Regions from separate parts of the Homo sapiens genome. Here regions 1, 2 and 4 are each linked to region 3. A link is a loop called in an ENCODE intact Hi-C map of the cell type or tissue named here. Cell type or tissue: mammary epithelial cell. All regions are shown on one strand.

Region 1 (8,000 bases), 76 kb before region 3:
CAACAGAGAAGAGCCCTGCTCTGCTGTGGGACCTCAGCTGTATCTACCTCACAAGTTGCCATCAACAAAGACCCCTTCTGGAGGCACATCAGAGGGGAAAAGGGTGGGCAGGGGTGCTTGTTCTTGGTGAAATCAGCATTTCCAGTTATCGTTTAAAAATGCCTTCAGAAAAGACAATCCGTCCAAGGGAAATAGTCTCAGGGATATTCATTTCTGGAAATTTATCCCCCATTCCCTCCCTTGCAAAGTCCTGCGGGCTGCTATTTCCAAAATGGTGTGGACCTGGATAGATTTTGGCTAAGGGCTGGCTTGAATGCTCTATGCTGAAGGGATCCAGCTGTCTTCCTCTGGGCCTCCATATCCTGCTTATTGCAGTAGAAACGAGATCATTGTCCCTAAGACAAAACAATAGTAACTAGCATTCATATTGCATCTTATATTTTTAAAAACACTTTCATTTCCTTTGCTTCACTTCTGAATCAGGTACTATTTGGTCCTCATTTTACAGAGGAGGAAACCCAGGCTCACAGAGTTGATTGATCTCAGAGCATCATCTGGAAAGTATTGAAGTATTGCTATCCAGCCCCTGAAGAACATACACATGATGTAATTGCACAAATTCATTGTAAAATAATAGTAATAATAAAGGTAAAATTAAGCACTCGCCACCAGTGGTGCAAATCCCATAACTGCTATTTTCTCTGTTTCAGTGGTCATTTCCTTGTGAGGCTGTGTAGTTATTCATGTAACCAATCCTCTGTTGTCGGCTATCGAGCTTGTTTTCACCTTTCCAATTCAGGCTTTCTGGGGTAGATCCTCAGTCCTTTCCAATGTACTAGGTGGCTCTGCCCTACGGGAAGGGACGGTTTACAAGTCAGATTGACTTAGAAATCCTTTGCAACTAAGTGGAAAATCATAATTAAAATGACCACCTGCCTGACACGTTTACTGCACTGTCGCATCCCCAAAAGCACAAGAGAAAATGGATGGGATGATACAGTGATGACTCTGAAGACATGGCTGCCCACATTCCCACGGCCTTTTCATTTTCCTGCAGCCAGCGCTGCCCTGCCAGGGCACAGGTAGGCCGGGGGTTCCCAGTGGCGTGCTGGGAACACTTAATGACAGAGTATCTACAGGGAGGGGAGTCTTGATTTTAGTGCTTGCCAGTTTCCATGGTGTCAATACTCCCACCATGTCAAGCTCCCAGTGTGCGTCACTGGATGCAGGTTGCTGGGTGTAACGGGATCGCGTGAGCTAACAGGAGCTGGAAGTACCCATGGGTTGGAATGACACCTTATGCACCGAGAGCTCCCCAGCCCAGCTAAGTTCCAGTTCCCACACCGATGAACTGCTTGGTAACATTTCACTTCCTTCCCGCACCTGTCTTACGTCCTGTCTTGCTTGTACCCCTGCTGGAGTTGCCTGGGATCAGCTTCAACATAAACTCTACACTCAGAGCTTGCATCTGGGGGAGACTCAACCTAAAGTGCCCTATAATACAAACTTCACAGCAATGGCAATTTTGAACTTCAAACCACAATAAGAAGGCAGGAGTTCAAGGCACGTGTGGGAGTTATTTCCCACAAACATTCAGCATCAAGAAAACTCCACTAGAGTAGGCTGCTGCAAGGAGGCGCCTGTGACATTTGGGATTGGCTGCAGGCTGAGCAAAGAAGCCAATACATCTCAGCTGAAGCAGAGAGGAGCACTTCCCATGGTTTAGAACCCAGGGAAGAAGAAAGGATTTCCCAGCCCTGTCCCTTGCTCTGCATCTGCCCGGTTCAAGCCTCCACTGCCTCTCACTTGGACCAGCAGCAACGCCCCAGTGGGTCGGCCCCCTCCACATTCCACCCTTGTCACCCCATCTCCCACCCTGAGCCCGGCTGTCTCCTGCTGAAACATATGGCCATGCTCACCTCTTTCTTTCTCTGCTTACAACCCTTTAAAAGCCCCTAAAGATCTCATCTTCCACACCACGGCCTGTGGAACCTCCCATCATCTGGCCCTGCCTCCCCTCCAGTCCAGCCCCAACCCACCCCTGCATTGCTTCCACCCGCTTGCCTCTCTTTGTGCTGTGTCCATTGCCTGGAATTCTCTTCCTTCTCTTCTTTGTGCAAATCCTGCTCATCTTCCTAAACTCAGCAAGGAGAGTCTCCTCCTCCAGGAAGCCCTCCCTAACTTCCCTTATCCTGGATTAGCTAACATTCACTCCCAGGAGTCCCCGGCATAGCACTATCACCTCACTCATCCACTGTATTGTGATTACATGTTCATGCCTCAGTTTCCCCTAGGAGACTGTGACTTTCCTAAAGAAGCCTTATCTGAATCAACTCTGCATTCCTGTAGCTTGGCATCTTGTTTGGGGAATGGTGGGTGCTTGGTAGGAATTTTAAGGCAATTCATTCATGCATTCATTCATGCATTCATTCATTCATTCATTCATTCATACATTGCTTCTGGCTGCCGAAATGCCTGCATTCTCTCCGCTATTGATGGCTAAGTCATGAGGAGTGGTTGGGAGGCAGCAGTTAACCAAATTGATTAGGTACTTACTTTATGCTAAATAAAGTACTGGTAGGGCTCTGGGTCTTAAGAAGTGGGGCCCCTGACCTCAAGACACCTACCAGGAGACAGGAGCGCACATCTAATGTGCTGGACCAGGGCACTTCAAATTTTAATTGGCACACAAACCACCTAGGGACCATGTTAAAGTGCAGGTTCCGACTCAGCTGGGCTGGGCTGGGGCCCGAGGGTATTTATTTATTTATTTATTTACCTACTTATTTTGAGACAAAGTCTCACTCTGTCACCCAGGCTTGAGTGCAGTGGCGCGATCTCAGCTCACTGCAACCTCTGCCTCCCAGGTTCAAGTGATTTTCCTGCCTCAGCCTCCTGAGTAGCTGGGATTACAGGCATGTGCCACCACGCCTGGCTAATTTTTGTATTTTTAGTAGAGATGGGGTTTCATCATGTTGGTCAGGCTGGTCTTGAACTCCTGACTTCGTGATCTGCCCGCCTCGGCCTCCCAAAGTGCTGGGATTACCAGTGTGAGTCACCGCGCCTGGCCCCGAGGGTCTTCGTTTCTAACCAGCTCCCAGATGACGCAGCCCTGCTGGCCCCGAGCCACACTGGGTGCTTACCGGCAACGTGTTGCACTCTGCAACCAAAGGCAAGGCCGCATGGCACCCATCCTTCCCTCCTGCCCCACATGCTAGTATGTTCCTTCAATCAACTCTCACTTTGTTCCCTAAATGTATTTAAAGGTAAATTTTAAATTCTTATCTTAAATGAAAAAGAAACATCACTTTTGATACACAGAAAATACCCAGGAGATAAATAGAGTAAACTGTTCTACACCTGGTTGCACATCCTCAACTGATGGTCCTGAGCCACATCCAGCTCCCCCTCTGTTCAAATCAACTTCAAAATAAACTCCATACTCAGAGCTTTCGTGGCCAATGGAGATGGTCAATGTTAGGGGTTAAAGGCATATTAGCACTAAGCCGAGACTTTCTCTTTGAGATCACTAGAGGGATTCTGAAGAATGGAAAAAGGGGCCAGGCACGGTGGCTCATGCCTGTAATCCCAGCACTTTGGGAGGTCAAGTCTGGCAGATCACCTGAGGTCAGGAGTTCAAGACCAGCCTGGCCGACATGGTGAAACCCCGTCTCTACTAAAAATACAAAAGTTAGCCAGGCTTGGTGGTGGGTGCCTGTAGTCCCAGCTACTCGGGAGGCTGAGGCAGGAGAATCGCTGGAACCAGGAGGCAGAGGTTGCAGTGAGCCAAGATCATACCATTGCACTGCAGCCTGGGCGACAGAGCAAGGCTCCATCTCAAAAAAAAAAAAAAAAAAGAAGAAGAAGACAAATGGAGAAAGGGATGAGCTTCTCAGTTTGTGGTTCTCTGTTACTTGGCAACACAGTGTGTGCTGCAGGCAGTGTTTTGGGAGAGCCTGGATTGACAACTGCAGAGGCCACTCTGTCCAGCCCAGGCATGCTCCAAGTGCCTGAGGTCATTGGCAAATGACCACAGCTGGGCTCTCTTTGGCTCAAGAATCTCCAGATTCCATGCATTTTCATGGCCTAGCAAAATGCCTCCAGTATTTGAACCCCTTGACAGCTGGCCTCGCTATGGCACCATTCCACGAGAGAAGAATCTCACCGCCCTCCACCCCATTATAATCACTTTAGATAAACCCTGCTCACAGGCGGCAAGAAATTTAAAAAAAAAAATGTGGGAATAGATGTTGTTTCACAGGCAGCAGAGATTTAGCTGTGCCGCTTTCTCTTCTTAATTGTGGGTCTGTCCAGGGAACCCACAGCAGTGGATAAATCACGGTGATGGTTGGCAAGCCACTGTTGCCACACAGCTACCCGAAGAGTTACAATATTATCTGATGCTGAAAGGTGGGGATCAGGGAAAAGGGTGAATGGATGACTCAGTCACAGATGGAGCCACAAAGATGAAGCCATTCATTCCCACCCACCACCACCACCACCACAAAAAAGAACATCTGAGCCCCCACCATGAGTCAGGGATGAGCTGGTGCACCTGCCCTCAGGGGCTCAGCCAATAGAAGGTGCACCCCCTAATGATCTGAAGTAACTTGAAATCACAGAGTCATCCTACCCAAAATGCAAACTCAGTGGTTTCCTCACCTACTCAAAACCCTTTAAGGATGCAAAGCACATCTGGTTTTGCTTGCTGCATTCCCATTTTCCCGCTGGTAACAACTTCCTGGTCTTCTTAGTGGAGACCCACTCCCCCCGACCTTTGGTCTACGTGGTCTGGGTGGGGCTGGCGTGTGCTCCTCTGTCCCTCCACCCCACTCAGTGGGTGGGCAAGCTTCCCAGAACCCTGGCTACCTAGGGGTGGCATGTGACCAAGAGGGAGTCCAGGACAATCCCAGTCTTCAGTTGACACATCCTGAAAAGCACACCTGCTTCTGCCTGGGCTTGCCAGGAGTATCAGTGGGGACTCTGGACCTGCCTCCAGAAAGAAAAAAGGATTCGTGATGGTTAACTGGATGGGTCAACCCAATTGCCCAGGGCTGCCCAGATCAAATGTTATTCTCGGTGTGTCTGTGAGAGTGTTTCCAGATAAGCTGAGCATTTGAATTGGTAGACTAGGTAAAGTTGATGGCTCTTCCCCATGCAGCTGAGCATCATTCAAACCACTGAATAGAACAAAAAGGTGGAGGAATGAGAAAGCCGCCCTGTTTTCTTCCTGCCTTCCTGCTTGAGCTGGGACAATGGGCTCCTTCTGCCCTGGGGCTGAGGTTTATACCACCGCCTCCCCTGCTGGTCAGGCCTTCGGAATCAGGCTGGAGTCATTCACGGCAGATGGTGGGACTTCTGAGCCTTCATCATTGCATGATCCAACCCCTCCTAATAGATCTTCCTTTATGTAAATATATATAGCGATGATGAAGGTGGTGATGGTGGTAAGAGGATGAAGCTTCCCACCTCCCAGAGTGGAGGAGGAGGCTCTTCGGTGACCATGCACTCAGAGAGACTCTGTACCTCTGTTCGTTTCTGGCACTTCTGGAATGAGCTCTTAGGATTCATGATGAATCCGACCTCAGTTGGTCATGGGACAAAGCCTTATAAAATGTCCTCAGCGGCTCCTTCCAACCTTCCAATTCAATCTCACAACACGTGAGACTGCCATCAATTGCAGATGTGTCACCTGTGGGGAGCCGTCCTGAGAGGCCACGTGGCACGGTGATTGGGAACACACACACCAGAGCCAGACTGCCAGGTTTGAATCCTGGTTCAAATCCCAGTTCTGGCACTTCTCTTTCCAGGTCTCTGTTCAGCTCTGATTCCCATCTATAAAAAGGGGATACTGATAACCCCTCTATCATAGGGCATCTCTAAGGGCTAATGAGTTAATACACGCAAAGTGTGTAAAACGTGAGAAGGTGCCGATATCATGACTTTCACGTGTGCCTTTTTTACGGCATTCAGCTCATCCATTCCTCACAACCAAAGAGTAGAAGTAAAGGAGTACATTTCTTTGGCGAGAGCAAAGCCAGAAATTCAAAGCTTTAAACAGTGAGTCCTCTTAATTGGAGACACACAAAGGATGTTGATCCAGTGCTGATATTTATAACAGCAAAAATTGAAAACAGCTTAACTGTCCAACAATAAAGGCTTATCTTTATATACTTGAGTACATCCATGTAACAGAATTTCATGTAGCCTTATAAAATCATGTTACCAACATTTATGTATAGAGAAAGGTATTTATAATAGGATGTTAAATGAAAGAAAATACAGGCCTGACCTGTAAGCAGAGTATGATGCCAACTTTACAAAATACATAGAAAAAAATGAAAAATACAGCAAAATGTTTACAGAGGTTGTCTTTAGGAGGTGAGATTAATTTGCTTTTCTCTATTTTTCTAGTGGACCTATATTACTTTTAGAATCATAAAAAACCCATGATAAATGTTATAAAAATGATGAGTGCTGCCGGGCGCGGTGGCTCATGCCTGTAATCCCAGCACTTTGGGAGGCCGAGGCGGGCAGATCACGAGGTCAGGAGATCGAGACCATCCTGGCTAACACGGTGAAACCCCGTCTCTACTAAAAATACAAAAAATTAGCCGGGCGTGATGGTGGGCGCCTGCAGTCCCAGCTACTTGGGAGGCTGAGGCAGGAGAATGGCGTGAACCCAGGAGGCAGAGCTTGCAATGAGCCAAGATCATGCCACTGCACTCCAGCCTGGGTGAAAGAGTGAGACTCCGTCTCAAAAAAAAAAAAAAAAAAAAATTTCAGTGCCAGTTAGAGGAGAACCATGTTTAAAAGAGAGAGGGAAAGATGATTTTCCTCAGCCAATGCCCTTAAACTAATTAAAAACAGCACCCTTCTTCATCCAATTACTTCCAGTAATTTATTTTAACAAATCAAATTGCCCCCAAATTCAACTTTATTACTCATTTTTTTTGTTGTAAAAGGAAACCCTCAAGAAGCAACAATCTTCTGCCCTCTGCTTGCCTAAGCCATTTGAATCCTGCCCGCCTTGCTCCTTTTACGCCTGCCATGTTCGTTTGAGGAGATGGGAACCCCAGCATGGCTCCTCTGAAACATGTAGTTCAGAGATTTGTGCAAGCCACCATTATGCTCCAAGCTCAAGCAGAGAGAAGATTCTTCTCTGCACATGCTGTACCTGAGACCTTCCCTCTTCTTGGTAATTTCAACTGAGAGAGTAGCCAAGACCATAATGTGAGATGGAGAGCAAAGGATAGCGTAAGTTGGCAAAGTGGCACTCTCACCACAAGTGAGGCTGTCATTCTTTGATATCACGCAAACACGTATTTACAGGACCATCAAGGAGGGTAACATTTTAATAAAGTTGACTTAAGCCTCAAAGACTTTGGGGATATTTGTTACTGCAGCATAACCCAACCTCCCTGACTGACACACTACTGTCTCCCCTTCTGCCTCACCTCACTTTGCCCCTGTCAACAAAACCCACTCCTTAAAAAGCAGCATGTTAATTAAATTCACATGGGACACTGAATCAGGAGACATTTCTTACAATAGTGAGGTGAAAGAAATAGAGAGATTAGGATTAGGAACATAGACAGAAAATCACAGCTTGAGATCTCACTTATCAAAACATTAAAGAAAATAAGAATGAAGCCAAATACATGTGGGTAAAGCTAATCAAGCTAGAGGCAGCACAGGAGACTGAGATAAGCCAAGAGAAATGGAGAGCCGGGGGGAAACCACAGAATCCCTGTAGATTTAGAGTGCAGTGTGATTAGGTATCATTTGCTGCCAGGCACAGAGCCTGGAGTCCACAGGGCAAAGGAAAGAAGTGCCCCTCTGGAGGGCTTCTCTGCCACTCAGATTATTCCCTCGCTTGGCGGATGTGTTAATTTGCTAGGGCTGCCACAACCAAGTCCCAAATTGGGTGGCTTAAACTATGGAAATGGATTGACTCATGGTTCTGGAGGCCAGAAGTCTGAAATCAAGGTGTCAGCAGG
Region 2 (8,000 bases), 190 kb before region 3:
CCTGACCTGTGGCCCAGCCCCCAGACTCCAAGGCCAGGGCTCTTTTTACTATCCTCTGTGAGATGGAGATGGGTTTACTATGTCCATTTTACAAATAGGGAAACTGAGACTCCCAGAAGGCCGGGTGACGAGCCCAACTCATATATGCTCAGATCTGTGAGGTGACATAGGGTTCCTAAAAATCACGGTAGCATGCAGGGCCTGTGGCAAGAATGGGGTTAGGAGCACAACACTCAAAATATTACCAGTAACATTGAAAACAAAGACAGAAGCTGAATAAAATGATAGCACCATTTTACACACGTTAAATGCATAGGAAATGCATAAACACGAAGGTAAACATGGCACTTACCTTGGGAAAGATCCGAATTTACCTGTGCACCTGGGCCCAAGAAGAGTTACAGTTTCTAAGTGATTGTGCAGTGGAGGAAGGAGGGTTACCTGAAATGGAGCAGATGGTTGTAACACCAGGTGTGGACAGGTGTGGCTCCTAACCCACAGCTGAGGTGACGTTGAAGGGCCACGTGTGTGTGCACATGCTTGTGTGTGTGTGTGTGTGTCCTGCAGGGCTTGCCAAGCAGGATGTAGTTTTCTGCATTGGCCTAGCATTTCCTGAGGACAAAATCACATATAGGTAAAAACCAAATTCGCATCACGCTCAAATTACCACTAACATGTCAATCACACTAGAACAAATTTGTATTTTCAAGACAAGCCTCAGAGCAGAACTGGCTGTACCTAGTGCAGGGTGAGGCTGCAAGTGAAACACGGGCGCGCTTCTTTTTCTGATCCCAAAGTGTTCTTTACATAGAATGTTTCTGCAGGCATTTTCTTCTTTCTCTTCCTCTTAGCCTGGCTCCAGGCTGGCAGTAGATAGCATCAGCTACCTGCAACAGATGGGGTTGATGGGGTGGCGCGGGCAATGGCGCAGGAAAAATTCTGAGACTACGCCTGAACCAGCAGAAGGAAGCCATGATGGGTCATGGTGTCTTGGAGACACAGATGAGAGAGTTTTGTACTCTACTCCAGATCTGCAACTTGCCAACTGCGTGGGCTTGGACAGGAGACTCAGCTTCCTTGAAGCTTGGTTTCCTCGTCTGTAAAATGGGAATAAATGTAGTACAACCCTCACCAGGTGAGTCTAAGGGTTAAATGAGATCAGGCATGTAGTAAGTGTTCAACAAACTCTGATGACCTTGCTCCTCCTCCTCCCCTTCCTCTACTCCCTCTTCCAAATCTCCTTCTACTGCTTCTTCATAGTCATCTTTGTCATCATCACCATCATCATCATCACCATCGTCATCCTACCACCAAAGAAAAAAAGTCACAACCCCCCAGTTCCTGAGACATGGACGATGGAGCCAATTTTCTAGGAGCATCAAAATCTTAATGAATCCTCTGGGTCTGAGGTACATCATTTGTCCTTGCACCCTAGACTTCACTTACTGCAGGAAGCAAGCTCTTCCTTGAGAAAAGCAGCAGGAGCAAAGCGCTCCTTGGCTTGGTCTCCCCAAATGGCAGTTTTCCTATTGGGTCCTGTGCTGTGACTTTTCTTCCCTGGAGCTCTGCATTTGTGCGCATTCCTTACGTGCCCTGAATGATCTCAGCACCAATTGCCCACACGTCTGAAACCAGGAGGCCAGCTCCAGGAAGGCGGGACATGTCTGGGAGGTGGTTTCAGGCATTCAAAGTGCTGTCCACAGACTACAAGCATGGGCATCGCCTGGGAGCTTGTTAGGAATGCAAAATCTCAGGCCCGGCCAGGAACCATAACCTGCATTTTAATAGGATGCCCAGGTGACCCGATGCACATTACAGTTCGAGAAGCACTGGTCTTAAGGGACACAAGAGCCACAGCCCACTGGGCTCTGGGAGAAATGGCTATCCCTTGATATATTGAATGCCTGTTTCTTTTGGTATGTCCTGGGGATTACGTGCACATGTCTAAACTCACATGGGATGGTGTTAGAATCCTGACTCCAGCTGATATTCTGTGTGGCTTCAGGCAATTGGCTTCACCTTTCTGAGCCTCTGTTTCTTTTTCTGTGGTCTGAAATCATAATAATAATAGTTATTAATGTTTGACACAAAACATTAATGCATCCAGCACAGTTCTTAGCATGCAGTAAAACTCACAGAAAATGATATGACCACCATTGTTATTTGGGGTGAACACTGCAAGGTCCTCCACCAATATCCACTTTCTTTTTCTTCTTCACTAACAGAATCTCAATTTTATTCAAGCAGTAAATTGCGTTTCACAATAGGCACCTTAGTAGATGTGCCTGTTCAACAACGTTCGCCTTCCCAGACCTCCTGGAAACCAGAAATGACCATGTGACCATGGTCACAATCCTTTGGCAGCTTTCTCTCCTCAATAGAAAAAAAAAAAAAAGATTTTAGAATGTCCTTTCTTTCCTTTCCTCCCTTCTTTCTTCTTGGACTCTGGATGTGATGTCTGGAGACAAAGCAGCCATTTTGTTCTGGTGGGGATGAAAAGCACAGTGGAAGGATGGGTAAGAGGAGAGAAAGAAGGTGGCTGGGTTTCAGTAGCACTGTGGAGCCACTATTTGGATTGCCTGTGTCTGGGCTTCATGGTATGAAGCAGGTGGGAGGATTAAAGATCAATTTCTCTGACATACAGCCCAACATAGTCCTAACTAGTAATGCCGTCATCATAACGCTGTCATCATTATGATAGCTGTTGTTCCTGACCATCTCTGGCACATACTAAGGACTCATCCTGGGTCCTTGGTAAGCATTTGCTAATTTCCGTTGAACAGTTTGAAGGAAACTTAACCTGGGAAACAGAATTGACTATCAAGCTCCTTTAAAAAATGAGAATAAAAAGAAAACATAATCCAACTATCCACCAATAAAACCTACTAAATGCATTTTGACATGCAGCTTTTCATGTTTCTTTTTACAAACACATTTAAATATACACCTACTTGTAATGATAACGTGCACTGTGTATGGTTTTATAACCTGTTAATTTTCATGTATCTGTATATTACCATATTTTTCATGCCATTAAATTTTGCTTCTACAATAAAAATAACAAATCAGGTAATGAGATGAGCCTGATCCTTCACTTGCTTCAGTTTTGCCTTCCAAGAACTGTGTCTTTGCAACACTTATTTGAGCAGACATCACCCCCACAAATGCCTGAATGAACATTTCCTGTTGAAAAACTGCATCGGGAAAGACGTCAGAGCTGCTGGCTCACGTTTTCTGGAGAGCTTCTTACAATGCCCAGAGGAAACATGGGATAGTCACTCCTTTAACGGCTACTCATTATGTTCCTCCAAATACTGCTATGAAAAATTCACACCCATTTTCACAATGAATGCACATTTTTTTACAATGATGAAAATGATGTAAGACTTTAATTCTGAAGTTCTACTCCAGGACTTCAAATGCTTCTTGTCCTGCTTTGGTCCAAGGTCCTGCGTGTGTGGGAAGCCCTGTCTTCGGAAGGCAAGTGAATCAGAAATTACTTCTGAAACTGACTCCAATACTGATAATGTGCTGATAACAGAACGAATAGCATCCTTAGTATTTCTCACTTAATAAAATAAGACAAGAAATGATTTGGAAAAGCACCTGCGCCAAGTCACAGGGGCCAGGCTGCCTGAGGGACTCCCACCCCACCCTACCCCCACTGCACCCACCAGGGCAGCCTGTCCTTGTTCCCCAGCTAATTGTTCCTATGTCAGAAGGTGGATTCAGTGCTGCTGGATTTTTTAAGAGTGATTAGAAATATACATTTTTATTTGAAATCTTCCCATTTTTAAAGGTCAGCCACTTCTTAAAACCACAAAACCACTATTAAGAGCCACAAAATAAAACCAGTCCACAGGCAGAGGCGGGCCAGTGCTTGGAGTTAGCATGCCCTCCTTGCCAGCCTGTCTTGTTAGGGAGAGGACGGAGTTTCAGAAGAGACGTTGCCAGAGGGCCATCGCATTATGGTAATAGCCTTTTTGCTTAACTTCGGTTTGTCCACACCCAGTGCTTCAGGCACAAATGAGACAAATTAAAGGCATTCAGCTGGGAGCCAGCACACATTTTTTTAGTTAAGGAGCTGAGCGAGTCATTAACCGCCTAGGGCTGGTGGAAGGCGGGGGAGGCCCCAGCAAACCCAGGAGGTGCCCAGGACCCATGACCTCATTCTGTCCCAGCCCAAGTCTTCACTGCTTCATGAGGAGTTGTGACAGCGTGGCCTTCTCCAGCCCCACATGGCAACAGCAAGGCCAGGGAGGTGGGGAGCTCGCTGTTTCTGTTCCCCACAATCCAAGCCTCCAGACCCAGGTCTGGGATGACAGAGAAAATCCCAAAGAGTAGGCTTGCCGCACTTCACTGGCGTGGAGCACTGTGACTAATGCCCACACTTAGCCTGGTGCTCACTAAGCCCTGGCTGATACCACTGGGCGCTCACACTGTTGGGTGCCAAGGCCTTCCTGAGTCATCTTGCCTTCCCTCTAATTGAACAGCCTTCAACCTATATAGGATGATCAGCTCTTCTCGGTTCACAGGGGACTTTCCTGGTTTTGGTACTGAAAAGTCCCACATCCCCAGGAGCCCTTCATTCTGGGCAAACCAGGACACTTGGTCACTCTGAGTCTATGCAAAGCCCAGGGAGTTGATTTTGAATCCAAAATTGAGAAGTCCCATCCGACTGCAGAAGGGCATAATTTTAAAAAATCAGAACGTGGGCATTCCAGCTAGGTGGGCTGGAGTAAAGAATACTCGACTGGACTTTGCTTCCAAGGGTAGAAGGGCAGTACTGACCACAGCAGGATAGTCCTAGAAGCAGCTGGCCACCCTCCACAACCTTGCTACTCAAAGTGTGGTCCCCAGGTCAGCAGTATCAGCACCATCTGTGAACCTTTTAGAAATGCAGACTCTCAGGCCCCAGCCTGGACCAACTAGATCAGAATCTGCATTTTGAGAAGATGCTTGGGTGCCACATAGCACACAGGTTGGAGAGGTACTGTCTGTGGGTGCTGCGTTCTTACAGCTTAACTTGGTGAAAGGAGAGAATGGGGCTCCAGAGAGGTGTCGGGAACCTGAGCAGGTGCAAGAAGTCTCATTTCACCTCCCTGGGTTCCTGGAGGCTAAAGCTGTTCAGCTCCCAGAAAGGCAAGGAGGTCTGTCTACCAGGATAGAAGGACACAAATGAGTGACAACAGTTCCAGGCTACATGTCCCCTGACTATAGACCTTAGAGGACAAGGGACTTTGTGCATTTTTTTTATTACCCCCTCTGCCTAGATTTTCCAGGACCTTCCAGATAAAATGTACTAAATTCTGTATTAGATTGGAATGCTTTGGGCTGCAGGTATCAGAAACCCAACTAACAGTGGCTTAAACAAATAGAAGTTTATTGTTCTCACACAACGAGCAGGGAGGGGTGGGTGCTGTGTGGCTGGGGCATGGCTTGGCCATGCCGGCAGGGACAGAGGCTCTCCCTGCCTTCCCCTCTAGAATTCTAAGCACTTCCACTTTCTGTCCTCAGGTTGGTGGCCTTATGGCCTCAGGATGACCTGCTGCAGCTTGAAGCATCATGTTGATGCTTTCAAGACAAGAAAGGAAAAGGGGAAAGCCAATGAACATGACCTTCTTTTTCAGGAGAGCAAAATATTTCTTATAAATTGACCACCTACTTCAGCTCAAGCCTTGTTTGTGGTGCCGCAATGCCATCCGGACCGAAGAGAGTCTGGGAAATAAGTCACTGACAAGAGGGACAAGCAGCTGTGAGGAGCTCAGATCAATCCTGATCCATTGCCTAGAGCCAAAGAGAGCCAAGAGGGAGCCAGCCACGGCCCGGAGACGCCTCCTGTAGGTCTTCTGGTCTTTGCATAATGGCCCTGATCATGTTGGCTGTTCATTTACATTTCTGACCCCTTCTAGGTGATGGAACACTTAAAGGCAGTGAACATGTCTTAGTTGTCTCAATACGTCCCTGGTGCTAACATACCAGGCACAGAGTATGCTCAGTGGATATTTACAGAATGAATGAATGAGGATGCCCTCAGTGCCCATTAGCCAGAGCCACTCATCCCCAAATGTCTCGAGATGGTGGCATCGGCTTTATCTCACAATTGGCTTTATCTCCATAATAACTTATCTTTTCAAACTGGAACCAGGCTTCAGATAACTGGGGCAAAGTCATAGAGAATCATCTAGCTTGAGTCTGAAGTTTCAGTTCCATGGAGCCTGGCTTAGGAGTGCGATCAGAGGTGGTCAGCAGCTGCCAGACTCACCCACTCCCATGAGGCCGACTACATAAAAAGAAGGAACAAAATAAAAGCCAGCCTCTGGAGTCAGGTGAAGCCATTTGTTCTTAAGGGGAGTCACAGGCAAGGCTGCACTGTGTGCCTTAGAATGTCGCAGCTAATCATGGTCCATGAAACATGATGGGATGGAGCAAGTCAGACGATTCCGCCTGATATGTGCCATATGACAGCCGTTAAGTCGCTCGGTCTACTGGAAATAACATTTCATGGTGATCCAGGTAGGGGAATGCAGCCAAGAGCAGAGAGACTCCTCCCGTCTCGCTGGAGAACAGGAGGGGGTTGTTAGGGTGACGTCTGTCATTTTATGAGCCAAGTCAAGGCATATAAAAGCCAGGGAGGGCACAGGGTCTCCCCAGGAACTAATTTGGATGGGAAAAATAAAGATTTTATGTGCTGGCTCAGGCACTGGACTGAAAATCTCAAGAATCTAATCAGCGCCAGGTGGAGGGTGAAGCAGCTCAGTGGCTGGCGAGGACCCTGCGTGGGGCAGGCAGGACGTGGGGGCCACATGTCTCCGTGCTGGAGATGCATCAGGCTGAGTCATAACAGGCTTGGGCTTCAGCGACCCACATCTTTGGGCAAGTCGCTTCCCCTCTCAGCTCCCTCTGTTTCCACATGTGAAAAATGCTTGTGAGGATGAAAGGCAAGAAGGTGGAGGCCAAGAGCTCAGCACGGTGCCCGGCACAGAGCGGTTGCCAATAAACAAATCATAATCATAGCCATTAATGGGGCCAAGTCCCAGCTAGGGTGCCCTGAGGCCTCCCCCTCCCTCTGTGGCCAGGTGGTACGGTTGCCAGATTGAGCAAACAAAAATACAGGACACTCAGTTAAAATCGAATTTCAGATAGACAATGAATCATCTTTTTTTAGTATCCATATGCCCCTAAATATTTCATGGGACATACTGATACTAAAAAGTTATTTATTTTTTATTTGAAATTCAAATTTAGCCAGGCATCCTGTGTTTTTTCTGGCAACCCTACAGGGTGAGCTTAGGTGCAGCCATAGATGAAAGAAGGGATTTCAATGTCAGTGATGGCTGAGTCGAGTGGTCAAATTAACTAAAGGAACCTATGTTCTGTGCACTCAAATTAAAATTTCTGATCTATGAACTCCAACTCTCAAAGCTTAAACGGGGGGGAAAAAAGCCTCCTTTAGTCGATAAGCAAACTAATGAAATGACAGAAGACTGGACAAGAGTGTCCCGTTCCCCAGCTTCAGCAGCAGTTTCCTGAAGGCCCCCACGCCCTCTCATCCCATTTTGCAAAAGAGGAGATCGAGGCTCCAGCAGGTGAAGAGAGTTGCTGGGCTAGCATGTGGCTGCAGTCCAGGTCTGTCTGACACATGAGCCAATAACCGTCACCAGGAGACCCCACTGCCTCTCACTGCTTAAAAAGGTCCCCCCTGGCAGGCCACAGACCACCCCCAACTTTTGTGGAGGGGAGAAAATACTACTGAACATCAGGTGAGAGCAAGTTTCCCAACCTCTTTGTGCCTCACCTTTTCCCTCTGCAGAATAGGAATAATTATTCTACCATCTCGATAGCATTTTTGGATGACTTGGTAATTTAATGTACATTAAGGACCCAGATGCTAATTGTGAGTAGACAAATGCCATTTATTAGACTTATCGTAATGAAGACAGTAAGGTTTCATTGTTAAAATATCAGCCGTGAAACACATCAGAACGAGTTCAGCCCTG
Region 3 (8,000 bases):
CTGCTGCCCCTCCCCATACCCTCACTCCCTCCACAAGTTCACAGACACCTCGGAGGGAGCCCAGGAAAGGCTGTGAAAGGACCGCACCCAGAGTTGCCTTCCAGAGCCCCTGCTCCCCTCCCAGGCCAGCATACCGAGCCCTCTGAAGGGATCCCACAGCAGCAGCCCAGAAGTCCACATTTTCATGGAGTTTGTCCACATCCACAGCAAACAGCAGGCAGGCCGGGGATTATATAAGCTAATTACCCCATTCCTTCCCCTCAGTGCAGAAAAGGTCAGGTCCCCACAGCCAGCGGGCAGGCTCAGAGCACAAGTACAGCCCCCACCTCCATCCCCCGCCCCAGGGTGTGGGAGGAGAAAGGAGAGAAGGAAAAGAGGGAGGGAGGGAGGGACAGAGACAGAAAGAGAGGAGAAGGGAAAGAAAAACAGACAAGTAGAGGCAAAAACAAGGGAGAGAGAGAGACAGAAAGGCAGGCAGGCAGAAAAAGAAAAGAAAGGGAGGAAGACATTGAAAGGACAGGAAGACAGAGTGAGCGAGAAACGGGGAACAGGAGGGGATGGGAGGGAAGAAGATTTTCCTTTTTCCTTCCTTTTCTTTCTCTGAACTTCAGCACAGGGAGAATCTGCATTCCCAGGACAGGAGCACCTCCCCCAGCAGCCCTAGTGTGCGCTGAGCAACTGGGCAGAACCAGACTGCATGGGTTCAAGTCCCCACTGGCCACCCGCAGCCACTGCATCCCATTATCCCAGGTGAACGGTTTCCTCTTGAGTGATCAGGGCCTCGTCTGTGTCCTCCCTGTAGTGTGGAGAGGACATGGATGGACTCTGCGTTTATGCCCCGGCAGGCACGCACCATAGGGGCTGTGCCTTGGAGCTTGGAATAGGGATTCCTCCAACAGCAGCCATCACTTGAGAAGGGGCCACAGCTCCATCTACCCAGGAGAGGGCCAGATTATGCCCATACTGCAGGTTAGCATCTGTCCCATAGAGAAGGGTCCTGGTGTGGTCACTTGTTCTGTCCCTGGGTGACGGGATGGACAAGGGGGATGGTGGTGATAGTCCCCATGTTAGTCACCAGCTGGGAGCTGGCTTGGGTTCAGGTCTCACTTCCATCACTAACTTAGGCCGGGCTGGGGCACCAGGTCCTGGCTTGGCTTGCGCCCTGAGTAGAGCTGGTCCTGACAGCGGAGACCCTGTGCCCAAGTCCCCCCTGGGAAGTCAGTGTCCCCATAAGGGCAGTTGAGTCCAATGTGCAGAGGCCCTGAAGGAGGTGATCGTACTTCTATCCCTGGTCCCCCACTCTCCAGCCATGAGTGTTGGGCAGCCCCTGATGGGGCCCTGACCTATAAAATGGGGGTCTCATAGCTGACTTCAAAAGACCCTGGGGGGACCCACTCAGATGACTCACAGGGTGGGTTCTCGCAGTGGCTGCCAGCTGTCCCCACCATTACCCTTGGAGACCACAGGCCCAATCTGAGGAGCCTCTTACGAGAGGGGGTCATGAGTCTGGGGCTTACTGGGGCTCTCGAGATACTCATTCCCCACTTTCTTCCAACCCCCTAGAAGCGCCTCCAGCCCCCATGCCCCTGGGCTGATGAGAAATTCAGTTCCAGCCAAATGGAGGCTGCTGTTACGCCCGCACCTTCTCAAAGCCCCAGAGGCCTAGCATGGAGCCAAACTCTTGGGGAAGCCCCGAACTCTCAGTTCACAATGGTCAGTCATCACTTACAAGAACAGCAAGGGCAACTATTTATTGAGCACTTCTTTTATGCCAGGCATTGCTCTAAGTGCTTTATGTGTTTAAATAATCCTGACTGCAGATTACAGAGGGGCACCATTCCTATCGCAGATGAGGCTCGCCTAAGGCCACCAGCAAAGTGATTCAGCCTACTTCAAACCCTGAGGTGTGGCTCTGGTCCCTAGGCTCTTGATATACATAGACCCTAAGGGTCTCTTGAGGGCAGAGGCCAAGAGGTGGAGGCAGAGGGGCTTTGGAGAAGCAGGGGCCTGGGCATCCAGGGTCTAGCCTGGCAGGAATTCCTGGCAGCCCTACCAATGCAGACTCTGCCATCTGCCCAGGAAGCTGTGAGACTGGGCTGTGGCCCCCCCAGCCCTAGGACCCCCTCCCAGCTTGGTGGCTGTTTTTCTCACTATCTCAGCCATGCCCCCCACAAGGCATCTTCCTTTTGAAAATAAAAACCAGGAGTGGGCAATTTCAGTCCCCCACTCCATACCACAAAACCCTGATGAAGGAGTTCCACTGCCTTCTGGGAAGAGGAGAAAGGAAACACACACACACACACACAAGAGCAAGTCACAAATTAACATCACAGCACATGAGGTAGGCACACCTGCATTTCTGCAGACACGCCTGGGCTCAGGAGACTGCCAAGCCCCAACCAGCCTGTGTCCTGCAGGGATGTATATCCCACTTCCAGCAACAGTAGGGCCCTGACATTTAATCCTGAGGAGGTGACCCCCACTGGCATCTCTGAACTGGGCCTTGACAAATAGCAGTCACTTCTGAATCCATTCCCCCAAAAGGTCACCAGCCAGACGCCAACAAAAAACCCAGCCATCGCTGTCACATGCCGTCAGTCTTCCCCCACCCCCACCTTCTCCCCCATCTGTCTGGCTTGTGGAATCCTGTTCTGGCAGGAAGGTACTAGCCAAGACCCCCACCTGCCAGGGCCTGTCACCCTCCTGACTCCCAGAATTCCCTCCTTCCCCCTCACCAAGTGGGGGATTCTCAAGCCTCTGTCCTCACCCCGGGGAGGACCACCAGGGTAGTGGGCCCAAACCCTCCCCTGCTGCCTGGGGTCAGACACAACGGGCTTGCCTTGAAGCAGAGGGGCCAAGGGTCCTTCCCTACACCTGGAGAAACCAAAGCCCCATGACCAAGTGTTGGCCCCATACCCTGGGAAAGAAAACCCTCTGTGAAAGTACAGCAATCCCAGCTCCCTCCCTAGTCTGGGCCCTAATCCACCCCAGATACTTCCTCAGTTTGCAACAAAAATCGCTAAGCAGCTCTCACAGGTCTCATCTCCTTCACCAAAGCAGTCCGCCGAGCCTCAGCCACCACTACCATGTGGCGCCACGCACAGGGTGCAGGCTGAGAGGTGTGGCTTCTCCACGGATCAACTCGAATCAGCCTCTCAGTCATCGGCTGCATCTTCATCCCAGAAACCGCCCTTGACCAAGCATCCTGCCAGGAGCTCCCTTTAGCTACATTTTCCCAACTAACGTGTCCAAGTGTGCTTTTATCTGAAAGCCTTACTTTTTTATGGTTTTCTTTTCAAATTATGAAAATTAATGCATATTTACCTACTGTAGAAAATGAGTGAGACATAAAACACACAAAGAGGAAAGTAGGGTTCCCCTGCCAGACTTGGCCGGGACTGAGAAAGTGAACTGCCCTCTGTGGGAGTGACTCTTGAAAGCCTTGGGATGTGCTCCTGGCTTCCCCAAACATGCCCACATTCCATAATATCTAGTTTCCATCTTAAGCCACTGTCCTGGGAGGAATCCAGGCCCCCATCACTTATTCACTCCCTCATTCCAGACCTGGGTTCGAATCCTAGCAGCCCCGTGACCACCTCCCCGGCTTCCTCATCACAATATGGGGCTGTTGCAAGGATTTGATGAAGTTCACCCCACAAAGCCCTTTCCACAACGTCTGCCTACAGTAAGTGCTCAAGAAACAGCACCAATGAATGTTAACATCACCACCATCACAGTGGTATCAAGGGTCTCTGCTTAACAGAGGCATGGTCTGAAGTGAGGATTTGAGGGCAGGTAGTTTATAGGGGAGGTGGTCCCAGGAAGTCCAAGGAGTAGGCAGGTGAGACTGAGGAGGCTAATCAAGGTGTCATCAAGGCCAGCTGCCACATGGGCCCCAGAGGAGAGGTGCTGGACACCCTCAGGGTTATCTCACCTGTGGGGCAAGGGAGCTGGGGTATTTATCCTCCGTTCCCACCATCACTGGCTGGGGGCTGCTCTTGGGGGAACTTAGCTTCCTGGGATGTGGGTCCAGACTGGAATGGTGAGTACAGGGAACTGGGCAGAACCAGTGCAGGTGCTGTTCAGTGCTGGATCTGTGCTTGGAGGTGGGGACACAGACAATTCAGGTTCTAGGCTCTCCAGGGACTCCCCCTGGAGACTGGAAGGTGGACCTAGGAGTGGAGACTCATATTGCTGCAGCCATTCACAAAATGCTTCCTCTTCTCTCCGTATTTCTCCCTCACTCTTCATTGCCACAAACAGGACAGGGGCCCCAGGGGCAGGGTCATGCACTCCGCCCTGGCTCCTGGTCACGCTCCCACCTCGGCAACCCCCCGGAGTTCAGTGGAGACCCTGCATCCTGGGTCCACACCAGCCTTGTTCACAAGACAAGGTGACAGAGGCCATGCGTTCAGATGTGGAGCAGGGAGACTTGAGTATGACTCGACCTTTTACCTGATGGTCCCGGGACTTCGGGAGGAGATCTGCCCTGCTGAGCCTCTGCTTCTACATCTGCAAAGTGAGACTTACAGGCTTGGCCGCCTCTTTAGGCTGCGTGAAGAATCTGGAGATACAGGGAACATTCAACACACACTGAGTGCCTGGGTCTGCTCATGGTTTCCCAATTCAGATCCAAGAAAAGCACGCTGCTGCCCCGCAAGACCAGAACACAGAGCCCCTCCCTCCCCAGGAGCCGGACCTGAGCAGCAGGGGGTTAAAGAGCAGTACCCGGGCTGTCCCCGGGTCAGGGTCGTTTGCACGAAGGCAGAGCCGCGGAAGAGGGAAGGAAATGCCCCGGGTCCCAGGCGGGGCCTCGAGCGTGCCCACGCCGCCCCCTGCTGGCCACGCCTGGAGTTGCAGGAACCGGGCGCCGGGCGGGACCTCAGCTGCGGGCTCCGCGCTGCTCCCGCGCCGCGTGGGTGAAGCGCCCTCCCCGGCCACGCACTGGGGTCTCACAGGGGCCAGGCTGAAAAACAATGCACGCCTTAAAGGCGGGAGGCTGGCCTGGCGCAGGCTGAGGAACACTGATGAACGACCTCCTGCAAAGGATTGTCCCCAGAGGACAGGGCTAGGGGGAAGCAGGACGGCGCAGCGTCTACACCCCCGCGCGTGGGTGGCCCCCGGAACTGCCCACACCCCTGGCTCCCGGGTCAGCCGGTCACTGCCAGATGCACCACCCCCACCGCCACAGCCAGGAGAGGGGATGACATGGGGTGGGAAATTCAAGGGAGAGCCCAAAAAATCGTTCTTCAAAATAAATCGTATTTTGAAAATTCAAAATCAATGCAAGCATATCCAAGAACAAAATATCAAAACTGTAAATGAAGTCAGGATCAGTAGTACTGATTTGTCCTTTTGCCTAGGGCTGCAATACGGCTAGGCCCAGCGCTGTTATTTATCTGTCATTATTTAAAGCTTTGATATTAAGCCAGTCGAGGTGGCCCACACTTGTAGTCCCAGCACTTTGGGAGGCTGAGCGGGGAGGATCACTTGAGGCCAGGAGTGGGAGACCAGCCTGGGCAACATGGTGAGACCCCATCTCTACAAAAAATACAAAAATTAGCCAGGTGTGGTGGCCCACGGTTGTGGTCCCAGCTACTCAGAAGGCTAAGCAGGAGGATCACCTGAGTCCAGAGAGGTAAGGCTGCAGTGAGCTGTGATCACACCGCCACTGCCCTCCAGTCTGAGTAACACAGTGTCTCAAAAAAAAAAAAAAAAAAGAAAAAAGAAAAAAAAAGCTTTAATATTTTGTATATCATGAATTTTTTTGCATTGATTTTGATTTTTTCAAAGTCACACTAAAATATCCTCTATCTTGATTACAGGGTTTTGGGAGTTGTGCTTTTTTAGCATTTCCTTAAATTTTGCACCCAAGGCGATGGCATCACCTGCCTCACCCTAGCCGTGGTCCCTCCCTCCTGCTTCTTTCTGTGGTCTCTCCCCAGGGGCTCTGGATCTCTTAACTCCTCAGGCCTCCCCACCAGGCAAGGTTCACCACCCCTCCTTCCAGCAGCCTCTAGAAGGTGGAACGGGCAAGGAAACGGATTCTACGCTAGAGCCTCCCGAGGAGAACACAGCTGGCCGGCACCTGGATTTTAGCCCAGGAGACTGTGACGGATGCTGACCTCCAGAGCTGTGGGGTAGCACAATTGTGTTGCCTTACACTCTGAAATTTGTGACAGCAGCCACAGTGCCCTCCAGGATGCTTTTTTTTTTTTTTTTTTTTTTTTTTTTTTTTTTTTTTCTGAAATGGAGTCTCGCTCTGTTGCCTAGGCTGGAGTGCAGTGGCGTGATCTCAGCTCACTACAACCTCCGCCTACAGGGTTCAAGTGATTCTCCGGCCTCAGCCTCCCAAGTAGCTGGGATTACGGGCACCCACTACCACGCCCGGCTAATTTTTGTATTTTTAGTAGAGACGGGTTTCACCATGTTGGCCAGGCTGGTCTCGAACTCCTGAGCTCAGGTGATCCACCAGCCTCAGCCTCCCAACGTGCTGGGATTATAGGCATGAGCCACTGTGTCCGGCACCAGCATGCTTTAAGGAGTCGTGGGACCCCTGGAGATGACACAGGAGAGAGAGAGCGGGTCAGGGGAGAAGGTTGGCCTCACTCACACACCACTGACCCTGGATCAGTCTCCTTGGGCTGCCATAACAAACGATCAGAGACTAGGGGGCTTAAAACAGCACAGATTGACTCTCATAGTCTGGAGGCAGAAGTCAAAAGTCAAGGTGTCAGCCGGGCCACGCTCCTTCCAAAGCCTCCAAGGTAGGATCCTTTCTGCCTCTTCCAGTTTCTGGTGGCTCCAGGCTTTCCTGCAGTGGCTTGTGGCTACATCACTCCCAAACCTGCCTCTGTAGTCACATCAAACTCTCCTCCTCTGACTCCAATCTCCCTCTGCCTCCCTGTTCTGACACTTGAGATGGCATGACTGCTTACTCTACCTTAGCTGGACCTCATCTTCAAGGGACTACAGAAAAGAACAGGACCCCTGGGTCTTACCAGCTGAGACTGCTGGAGCTCAGAGGCAGTGCTCTCTCAAATAGGCTGGGGAGCTTCATGACTACCCCCAGCTCCTCTCACCTGTCCTTCCTCTGCCAATGGAAAACAAAAAGAACTGACCGAGCTGGCCAAAGGAGTTTGGACCATAGGGGATCTTTGGAAGGGTGTAGGGTCTTGCTCTCTCTTGGCACTCCCTTCTCCTTGTGAGATCTTTTCCTCTTTAGCTGGAATGAGGAATGCAGCGTTCCACTGCCCATCTAGACGGCTTGCTAGGGTCAAAATATAGAAAATAAAAAGGGGAGATTATCTGCCCTCACCCAGATGATGCTGGATAAATTCCCCATCCCAAGAGCCTTGTTTTAATCATTCATGAAAATACCTTTTTTTCCCAAATAAGGTCACATTTACAGGTTCCAGGGATTGGGACCTGATATCTTTGGGGCCCATTTCTCAGCTTCCCAGGGGCCCTGTGACATGCCAGCTGCTCTCTGGGACAGGCGAGGGACAGCCGTTTAAGAGCTCAGCTGCCAGACAGACCTGAGTGCCCCCGCCAGCTCTACCCTCACTTACTGGGACCCTTGAGACAAGTGACATCGACTCTTTGAGCCTCAATTTCCTCCCTTCTACAGTGGGGAGCTGGTCATGTCTTATGAACAGTCTTTGGCACCAGAGAGACACTGTGTCAATGCTAGTGCTGATGACATGATCTCTAGCTGGGGAATCCTGACTGGTGTTGGTCAGACTGCCCTGACCACTCTTTGTGCTGCCCATAGTGAGCTCTGTGGCCTTGAACAAATGGCCTTACATCTCTGAGCCTCAGTTGCCTGGTCTGTGAAATGGGGGAATGGCCGTGCCCATCTGACATGTTCATTGGAAGGATTAGATGAGATGGTGCATGTAGAAAGCTTGGCTCCTTGCAGTGGCTGCCTCCACCTGCCTGTGCCCACTGCCTGCAGGAGGAAGCCAGGGGACGTGGCGGGAGTGCTGGTACCCGGGCCT
Region 4 (8,000 bases), 320 kb before region 3:
TTTATCCAAGTCTTAGGGTCTTCTTTCCAAGCTCGCATGATTGTTGACAGAATTCATTTCTTCGGGACTAGATAACTAAGACTCTCCCCATCCCCACCTCCCAGGCCACTCCTTTGCATAGGCAGTCAAAAACATCACTGTTCACTTGTTCAAAGATAGCAAGAATGTCTCTCTTAAAAACTTGCCCGATGAGGTTGAGCTCACCCAGGAATATTTCTCTTTTGATTAAACTCAAAGTCAAAGTGATTAGAAACTTCAATCACATCTATAAAAATCTCTTTCTGGTTGACGTATAGTGTGATCTAATCCTGGGAGTAACATCCCATCCTATTCCCAGGTCTCACCCACACTCAGGGGGAGGGGATTGCACCGGACGTGGATAATTTCAGTATAATTTCATTAACCACTTAGTTTTTTGTGCTATTTTTATCATACATTTTCCTTGTACATATGTTATAAATGTAGCAATACCTTGTTATCTTATTTGTTTTCAATAGTCAATAGTTTTTTAGAGAAAATTTAAAAAGACAGTCCCATATTTATCTATATATTTTATCCTTTCTGATTTTTAATTTGATTTTTTTCTGCCAGATCCAGGATTCCATCTTGCATCACTTCTATTAATCCTGAAGAACTTCCTTAGTATTTTTCATAGCCCACGTGTGCTGCTGATTAATTCTCTTAGCTTTTATTTATCAGAAAATGTCATTATTTCACCTTCAGTTTTGAAGGGTATTTTCACGGGGCAAAGCACTTTAAGTTGGCAATTTCTCTTTTCTTCAACTTTCTATAAATATTTTATTCCCTTAAATATCTTGGCTTCCATCATTCCTGATGAGTAGCCAGCCATTATACTTACTTCATTCTCCCGAAAGCAATGTATATATTTTTTTGTTCTGGCTGCCTTTAAGATTTTGTATTTTTGCTTTTAAAAATTTTGATCATCATACAACTAGTTTTGCTTTTACTCACACTTATTCTGCTGGGGGTTTGCCCAGCTTCTTGACCTGTCTGTCCTGCTGTTGCAGCTAGAAGAATTCCTTGTTTGTGGTAGAGACTCAATAAATGTTTTTTGAATAAAATAAACAGATACTGTGAGAAGCAACTTATAGTCATAATTAACAGTGTGAACTCTGGAATCAGAGAGACCTGGATTTGAATTCTGTTTCTAGCAGTGTTATTTGGGACAAGTTGCTTAGCCTCTGTGAGCCTTGATTTCCTCATCTGTGAAATGGGGATATAATAGCAACACCCACCTAATGCGGTTGCTAAGGACATTCACTGTGTACTGAGGACAGGGCCTTTTCACTCGGGGGCATCCCAAGCCTTCCTTCTCACCCACTGGAGAGGATTTTCCCTTTGCTCCTCAGGGTTGGCATCCCTCCACACCTTCTGAGGAAATGTCCTTTATATTCACATTTGTAACTTTTATGGAAAGCCAAGGTAGTGAGCCACACAAAAGGAAACTAAAGCGCTGAGAGAAGCTATCTAAATTTATGGGATAAATGAGATGGAAGAGGAAAGAGACAGAAAACTGAGCGGAATAGAGATTTCCGGGGGTTCATGAGCAGCAGGCTCTGAAGCCGCAGAGGAGAGAAAGGGGATTCTAGGGTGTTGTGATGTTGCTGTGGGTTATGAAATACAATCATGTGTCACTTAACGGTGGGGATACATTCTAAGAAGTGTATTGTTAGGCAATGCAGTCATTGTGGGAACATCATGGAGTGTATTTATACAAACCTAGATGGCACAGCCTTCTACATACCTAGGCTATGTGATATAACCTATTGCTCATAGACTACAAACCTGTACAGCATGTGACTGTGTGGAATACTATAGGCAATGGTAACATAATTTTGAGTATTTGTGGTTCTAAACATAGAAAAGATATGGTAAAAATACAGTATAATCTTAGGGAACCACTGTCATATATGCAATCTGCCATCGACTAAAATGTTATGTGGCACATGACTGTAGATACTTGCAAAGTTCTTGAAGAGATTCAAATAAAGATGGAGATTTCAATTCAATTACTTATTACTGGGTATGCAGTTCTTTGAATTCAACTCCATGTAGAAGCTGGCCTGTTTGGAGCTCCAGAATTTATTTGGGTTATAAAAGAGAAGATGCAAAAATCTTAGAAAGTTCCTGACCCATAGTATGTGCTGTGATAATAATTATTATTATTATCACTGCTCATCAGAGAACTCCATATGGAGGTAGAGCCTGTGCCAGGCCCCATGTCCTCTGCACACATTTATTGAGCACCTACTGCATACCAGTTTTCACTCAAGGACCTAGGGACACAGCAGTAAGCAAAGGGGCTAAAGGTCTTTCTTTAGAAGCTTGTCCTCTGTGAAGGGATCCAATGTGTGGCAAAACTCCATGCCACCTTCAGATAGCTTTCCCTGGATACTGACATTTAAAAAAAAGCAACCCAAGAAGGCTTTGCTCAGCTTTGAGGGTGTGAGTCAAGTTTTGGGATTTCAGAGGAAGAAGTGGTTTTCTGGGTGGAACTCTGTGAAAACCTCTAAAGCAGTCACAGCTAGTTTGAGGCCTTGGTGCAGAAAAGGTGAGCCTGGCAGAGTGGGGAGTGACCCCTTCCGGAGGAGGGCACCCACCTCACCAGCATGCACATTTTTATTGCATGCCATGTAGGTTTAGCTTGTGGTTTGCAAACATAGCTGACTTAGTCAAAGAAGTTTAGGTTGTAAGTAACAGGAAATCACCTACGCCATTGAAGTGAGACAAGGTGAGTTTAAAAATAAGGTAACAAAAACCATAGGGTTGGAAGTTGAGCTGTTCCTTACAAATGTCTGTGACCAGTAAATATGTAAACCAGCCTGGGACAAGACAGTACCTCCATCTTTCTTTGTTCTGAGGGCTCACTGACCTTATCTCATCTTCTCTCCGTAAGTTGGCCTTAAATCTTCATCCTTTCATCTATGTATCTATCTATTTATCTATCTATCCATCCATCCATCATTCCATCCATCTATCCATCTATCATCTATCGAATCTATCTATCTATCATCTACCTATCTGTGTATCTATCTATCCATATTATTCCATCCATCTATTCATCCATCCATCTATCCATCTATCATCTATATTTCCTATCTATCTGTCTATCTATCTATCTATCTATCACCTATCTGTCTGTCTATCCATCTGTCTATCCACCCACCCATCTATTCATTCTCTCCAGACTTATTTCCACTTACTTGAAAAGCACAGAGTCAGATTTGGCTACCCTGCAGCTCACAGATTTCTATCTCTTCTGTTTATACAACACAGGGATTGATTATCCCCTCTCAGTCCTAATTGCAAATGCTCACAGAAGAGACACCAGTTGTCCCAGTTTGAACCCAGTGTCCATCCTTGGTTCAGCCATCTGTACCAAAGGCAGTCAGCTCTTATCATATAAGGAGATGCCGAGGCTCACCAGTGTGGGTGAGGGGTGGACACACACCTGAGAACAGTCCTTTAACAGAATGCAGCTCTTCAGAAAACTTTTAAGTAATAAGTATATTGAGATATAATTCTCATTTTACAAAATTTTCTCTGTTAATGTGTATCATTCAGAGTTGTGCCACTATCACCACTATCTAGTTTTGGAACATTCTCGTCACCCCCAAAAGTCCTGTTCACATTAGCAGTCACTCCCCATTCCTCTCCCTTCCCCAATTTCTAGTCAACCATTGATCTCCTTTCCGTCTGTCTGGATTTGCCTATTCTGAACATTTCATATAAATGAGATTACATAATAGGTGGTCTCTTGTGTCTGACTTCTTTCATTTAGCATAATGATCTCAAGGTTCATTCATATTGTACTATGTATCAGTACTTCATTCCTTTTTGTTGCTGAATAATATTCTCTTGCATGGATATACTACATTTTGTCTATCCATCCATCAGGTGGCAGACATTTATGCTGTTTCCACTGTTTGGTTATTATGAGTAATGCTGTTAGGAATATTCATAAACTGGTTTTTGTGTGAACATAGGTTTCCATTTCTCTTGGGTAGATACCTGGGAGTGGAATTATTGAGTCACATGGTAACTCTGTGCTTCACCTTTTGAGGACTGCCGGGCTGTTTTCCAAAGTGGATATACACCTTTACATTCCCGTTAACAACACATAAGGGCTGCAAGTTCTGTCACCCTCACCAACATTTGTTATTATTTGACTCTTTGATTCTAGCTATCCTGGTGGGTGTTAAGTAGTATTTCATTGTGGACTTGACTTGTATATGCCTAATATTATAAATAATGATATTGGGCATCTTTTCATGTGCTTATTAGGCATTTAGATATATGTTTTGGAGAAATGTCCACTCAAATCTTTTGTCCATTTTCGAAATCAGATATTTGCCTTTTAGTTGTTGAGTTGTAAGTTCTTTGCATATTTTGGGTACAAATCTCTTAACAGACATTTGATTTGCAAATATTTTCTCTCCTTCTGTGGTGTTTCTTTCACCTTTTTGATGGTGTCCTTTGAAGCACAAACATTTTAAATTATGATTAAACCCAATTTACTGATTCTTTGTCTTATCATTTGTGCTTTTAGCATTGTATCTAGGAAAGTACTGCCTATTTCAAGGACACTAAGATTTATTTTATTCTAAGAGTTTTGTAGTTTTAGTGCTTATGTTTAGGTTTATGGTCCATTTTGAGTTATTTTTTGTAGATAAGGGTCCAGCTTCTTTTTTTCCATGTGGGTGTCCAGTCATCCCAGCACAATTTGTTAAAAAGACTATTTTTGCCCCACCAAAAATAAATTGATTACAATTGTAAGGGCTTACTTCTGGAATCTCAAATATATGTACATCTATATGTCTATCTTTATTCACAATTTCTTGATTACTTTAGCTTTGTACTAAATTTTGCAATTGGGAAGTATGAGTCCTCCAATATTTTCCTTTTTCAAAATTATTTCATCCATTCTAGGTTCCTTGCATTTCCACGTGAATGTTAGGATCACCTTATCAATTTCTGCAAAACGGGAAGCTGGGATTTTGATAGTAATTGCATTGAATCTGTAGATCAATTTGAGGAGTATTGCCATCTTAATAATATTAATGCTTCAACTCATGAACATGGGTTGTCTTTCCATTCATTTATATCTTCTTTCATTTCTTTCAATAGTTTTTTTTTGTAATTTTCAGTGTACAAGTCTGACCCTTCTTTTGTTATGTTTATTCTTTTCAATGCCACTTTTAGTACGTTGGCTTTCTTAATTTTATTTTTGTATTTTCATTGCTAGTGTATAGAAATACAATTGCTTTTTGTATATTTATTATGTATCCTGCAACTTTGCTGAACTAATTATTAGCTTGAATAGGTTTTTTGGTGTGTGTGTATTCCTTGTGATTTTCTATGCATGCGATCATACAATCTGTGAATAGAGATAGTTTTACTTCTTTCTTCCCAATGTGATGCTTTTATTTCTTTTTCTTTCCTAATTTCTCCAACAGAGAGATTGTATGTATATATGTTATAAATCTATAAACTTTTGTAGGTATGTATGTTATAAATCTATGGGCTTTTAAAAATAGGTTTATAATGTACATACAGAGAAGTGCATCAATCATAAGTGTATAGCTCCATGAATTTTTACAAACTGAACATATTTGCATAACCAGCAAACCAGAGCCCCTCCTTCCTCTCTTTCCAGTCACTCCTGCACCCTCCACCCAAGGGTAACTACTACCCTGACTTCAAACACCTAAGATTAGTTTCACCTGAGAAACTCAACTCTCAAGGGTCATTTCCAATCCAGAGAAGGAGAAGTCCAGGAAATCTAAGGGAAGCAATTGAGAAAATGTTCCTGTTCAACCTGACTGCAGGCCCCTAGTGTTGCGTGGGGCATTTATTCAGTCTGCCCCCTTCTAATGCAATGGCCAGCCAATATGGGGTGCCTGGGCACCTCAGATTAGACTCCATAGACCCTCAACCCCTAAAGGGACAAATCAAAATGAGCCTCACCAGACCCAGTAGAAGTGGCCATGAGGGATACATGGCCTCTGCTTTCCAAACCCCTCTCAGCAGCACCTCAGCAGTGCCTGGTACATAGTAGGTCTGCAATGGATGTCTGCTGAGTGGAAAGATATAGCAAAGCCATGAAGTCTAAAGGAGCCAGGGACAATGGGAAATGAGGACATTCTGAGCCTGAAGGGGTTCCCATGGTTCTTGTGCTGGCCCAATGATGTATTGTCCAGACCTGCTTTGGGGAAGGATTTGCTGTCCACTGCTGTCAGCTTCTGCAGGGTCTGCCCTGGCTGCAGAGGGTTTCCTGGACCATGGTGTGCTCCTTTCCTGGAGCAGCCATGTAGGGTGACTAAATGAGGTGGAGAATAAAGGCTTGCCCATTTCATATGTTGTGCACAGTCTGATATGCTATATTCTGATGGGCTATACTCACCCCAGAGCTACCCACCAGCTTAGCCAAGACTTTGCTGGGCTGCAGCACAGCTGGACTTCTCCCTCTACGCAGCCCGGCTTCTCTTGCATCTTTTCTCAGGAACTGGTCCCTCATACACACCTTGCACCCCAAACATTCTCACAGTATCTGCTTCTGGAGAGCCACCCTGGCTGACCTGAGCATCCCCTTCCAGCACCTCCGTCTGCACCGTGGAGGAGTCACCTTAACGTCTCCTCCCAACATACCCTGTGCTTCTGTATGGCAGGGCTTATGGTCGCTTGTTTTATTTCTGCTGCCTGCCCTGTGCCTATGGGCACAGGACTGATGCTCAGCAAACATCTGCATCATGATTGAATGAAACCACAGCCTGTTAGGAAAATAGGAAAGCAGGTCTCAAACTTTTTGCTCCCAAGGCTCCATTACACTCCTAAAAATTATGGCAGACCTCAAAAAGCTTTCATCACGTAAGGTTATATTTGACACAGAAATTGAGAAATTTTAAAAAATGTTAATTTATTTAAAATAATTATAATAAACCTGTTACATGTTAACATAATACTTTTATGAAAAATAAATTTTCTAAAACAATTTTTTTTTAATTTTTGCAAATCTCTTTAATGTCTGGCTTAATAGAAGATAGCAGATTCTCTGCTCTATAGTCAGCCTGTTGTGACAGGTCATTCTGGTTGAAGTATGTGAAGAAAATACAGCTTCATGCAAATATGTACTATTGTCCCTTGTATCTGTGGGGGATTGGTTTCCGCACCACTGCGTCTACCAAAATGTGCACATACTCAAGTCACAGCCTGGGGGAACCTGTGGATATGAAAAGTTGGCCCTCCATATATGCAGGTTTCACATCCTTGGATACTGTGTTTTCCATCTGCATTTGGTTGCAGGTGTGGGACTCGCTGATAAGGACGGCTGACTGTATTTATTGAAAAACATGCACTTATAAGCGGACCTGTGCAGTTCAAATCCATGTTGTTCAAGAGTTGACTATAGTTGGAAGAAGTATTTTCATCATCTTTGCAGATAATTATGGGCAGTGTTCTTTGATAATACACCAAAACTCAACAAGTGGTAGTTTCTTAACAATTACTTGCAAGGTGGAATCTGAAACATGTCAATGAATTTGTCTGTACTTTGTTACATTAAAGTCTATGGTGTATTTTGCTTTCCATATAGATCTTTAACCTGTGCATGATTTTGATCTTGTAGACTCCCCAGAAGGATCTTGGGCACATGTAGGTTTCCCCAGATCATACTCTTGAGAGCCACTGGTGCAGGGAGTAAAGGTAGGGACCCCTTACATGCCATATGACCAGACCCAAGTGACTTACTCTAAGGTCTTTGTTCCTCATCCGTGAAGCAGGATATCAATAGCATCTGTGTTATGGGGCTGTGGCTGGTACCACATATGATGAGTACCATTCAGCATGTAGTAGGTGCTTAGCAAATATTAACAATCATTATGTTTTCCCTCTGCAAAGAGAAAAAAGATGGGAAGCAGATGTCCCCTTCATGAACAGGAAGAAGTAAGAGAGTTAGCCTAAATGGTATCTAAGTCCTCCCA

The links. A loop is a pair of places that touch in the nucleus more often than their neighbours do. Peaks named below come from ENCODE experiments on the same cell type or tissue, not always from the same donor. Only the 100,000 strongest peaks of a DNase experiment are listed, where the experiment ranks them.
Region 1: it touches region 3 in a loop (3-fold over the local background); 8 of 110 quality-filtered maps call a loop at or near these places.
Region 2: it touches region 3 in a loop (6-fold over the local background); 4 of 110 quality-filtered maps call a loop at or near these places.
Region 4: it touches region 3 in a loop (20-fold over the local background); 3 of 110 quality-filtered maps call a loop at or near these places.

Annotation. Positions count from the first base shown.
Region 1 is chr20:58,098,448-58,106,447 of GRCh38, forward strand. It overlaps the pseudogene HSPD1P19. Among named protein-coding and RNA genes, the nearest start is that of CIMIP1, 48 kb to the right of the region's middle. In mammary epithelial cell, no CTCF peak of the experiment used is centred here; DNase peaks (open chromatin) are centred at 3,964 and 4,514; H3K27ac peaks cover 2,396 bases.
Region 2 is chr20:57,987,349-57,995,348 of GRCh38, forward strand. LOC105372693 (a long non-coding RNA gene) reads right to left here. Exons shown (of 6, transcript XR_007067678.1): 3 at 1,955-2,050; 4 at 739-887; 5 at 353-441. Among named protein-coding and RNA genes, the nearest start is that of LINC01742, 13 kb to the right of the region's middle. In mammary epithelial cell, no CTCF peak of the experiment used is centred here; DNase peaks (open chromatin) are centred at 1,673, 3,303, 4,103 and 4,433; H3K27ac peaks cover 2,334 bases.
Region 3 is chr20:58,174,893-58,182,892 of GRCh38, forward strand. LOC105372694 (a long non-coding RNA gene) reads right to left here and starts at 4,787. Exons shown (of 3, transcript XR_936926.3): 1 at 4,700-4,787; 2 at 4,456-4,564. RefSeq lists an enhancer at 795-1,295 and a silencer at 4,890-4,949. In mammary epithelial cell, a CTCF peak has its summit at 4,837 (motif pointing left); no DNase peak of the experiment used is centred here; H3K4me3 peaks cover 191 bases.
Region 4 is chr20:57,854,265-57,862,264 of GRCh38, forward strand. No RefSeq gene overlaps it. Among named protein-coding and RNA genes, the nearest start is that of LINC01742, 150 kb to the right of the region's middle. In mammary epithelial cell, no CTCF peak of the experiment used is centred here; a DNase peak (open chromatin) is centred at 2,587.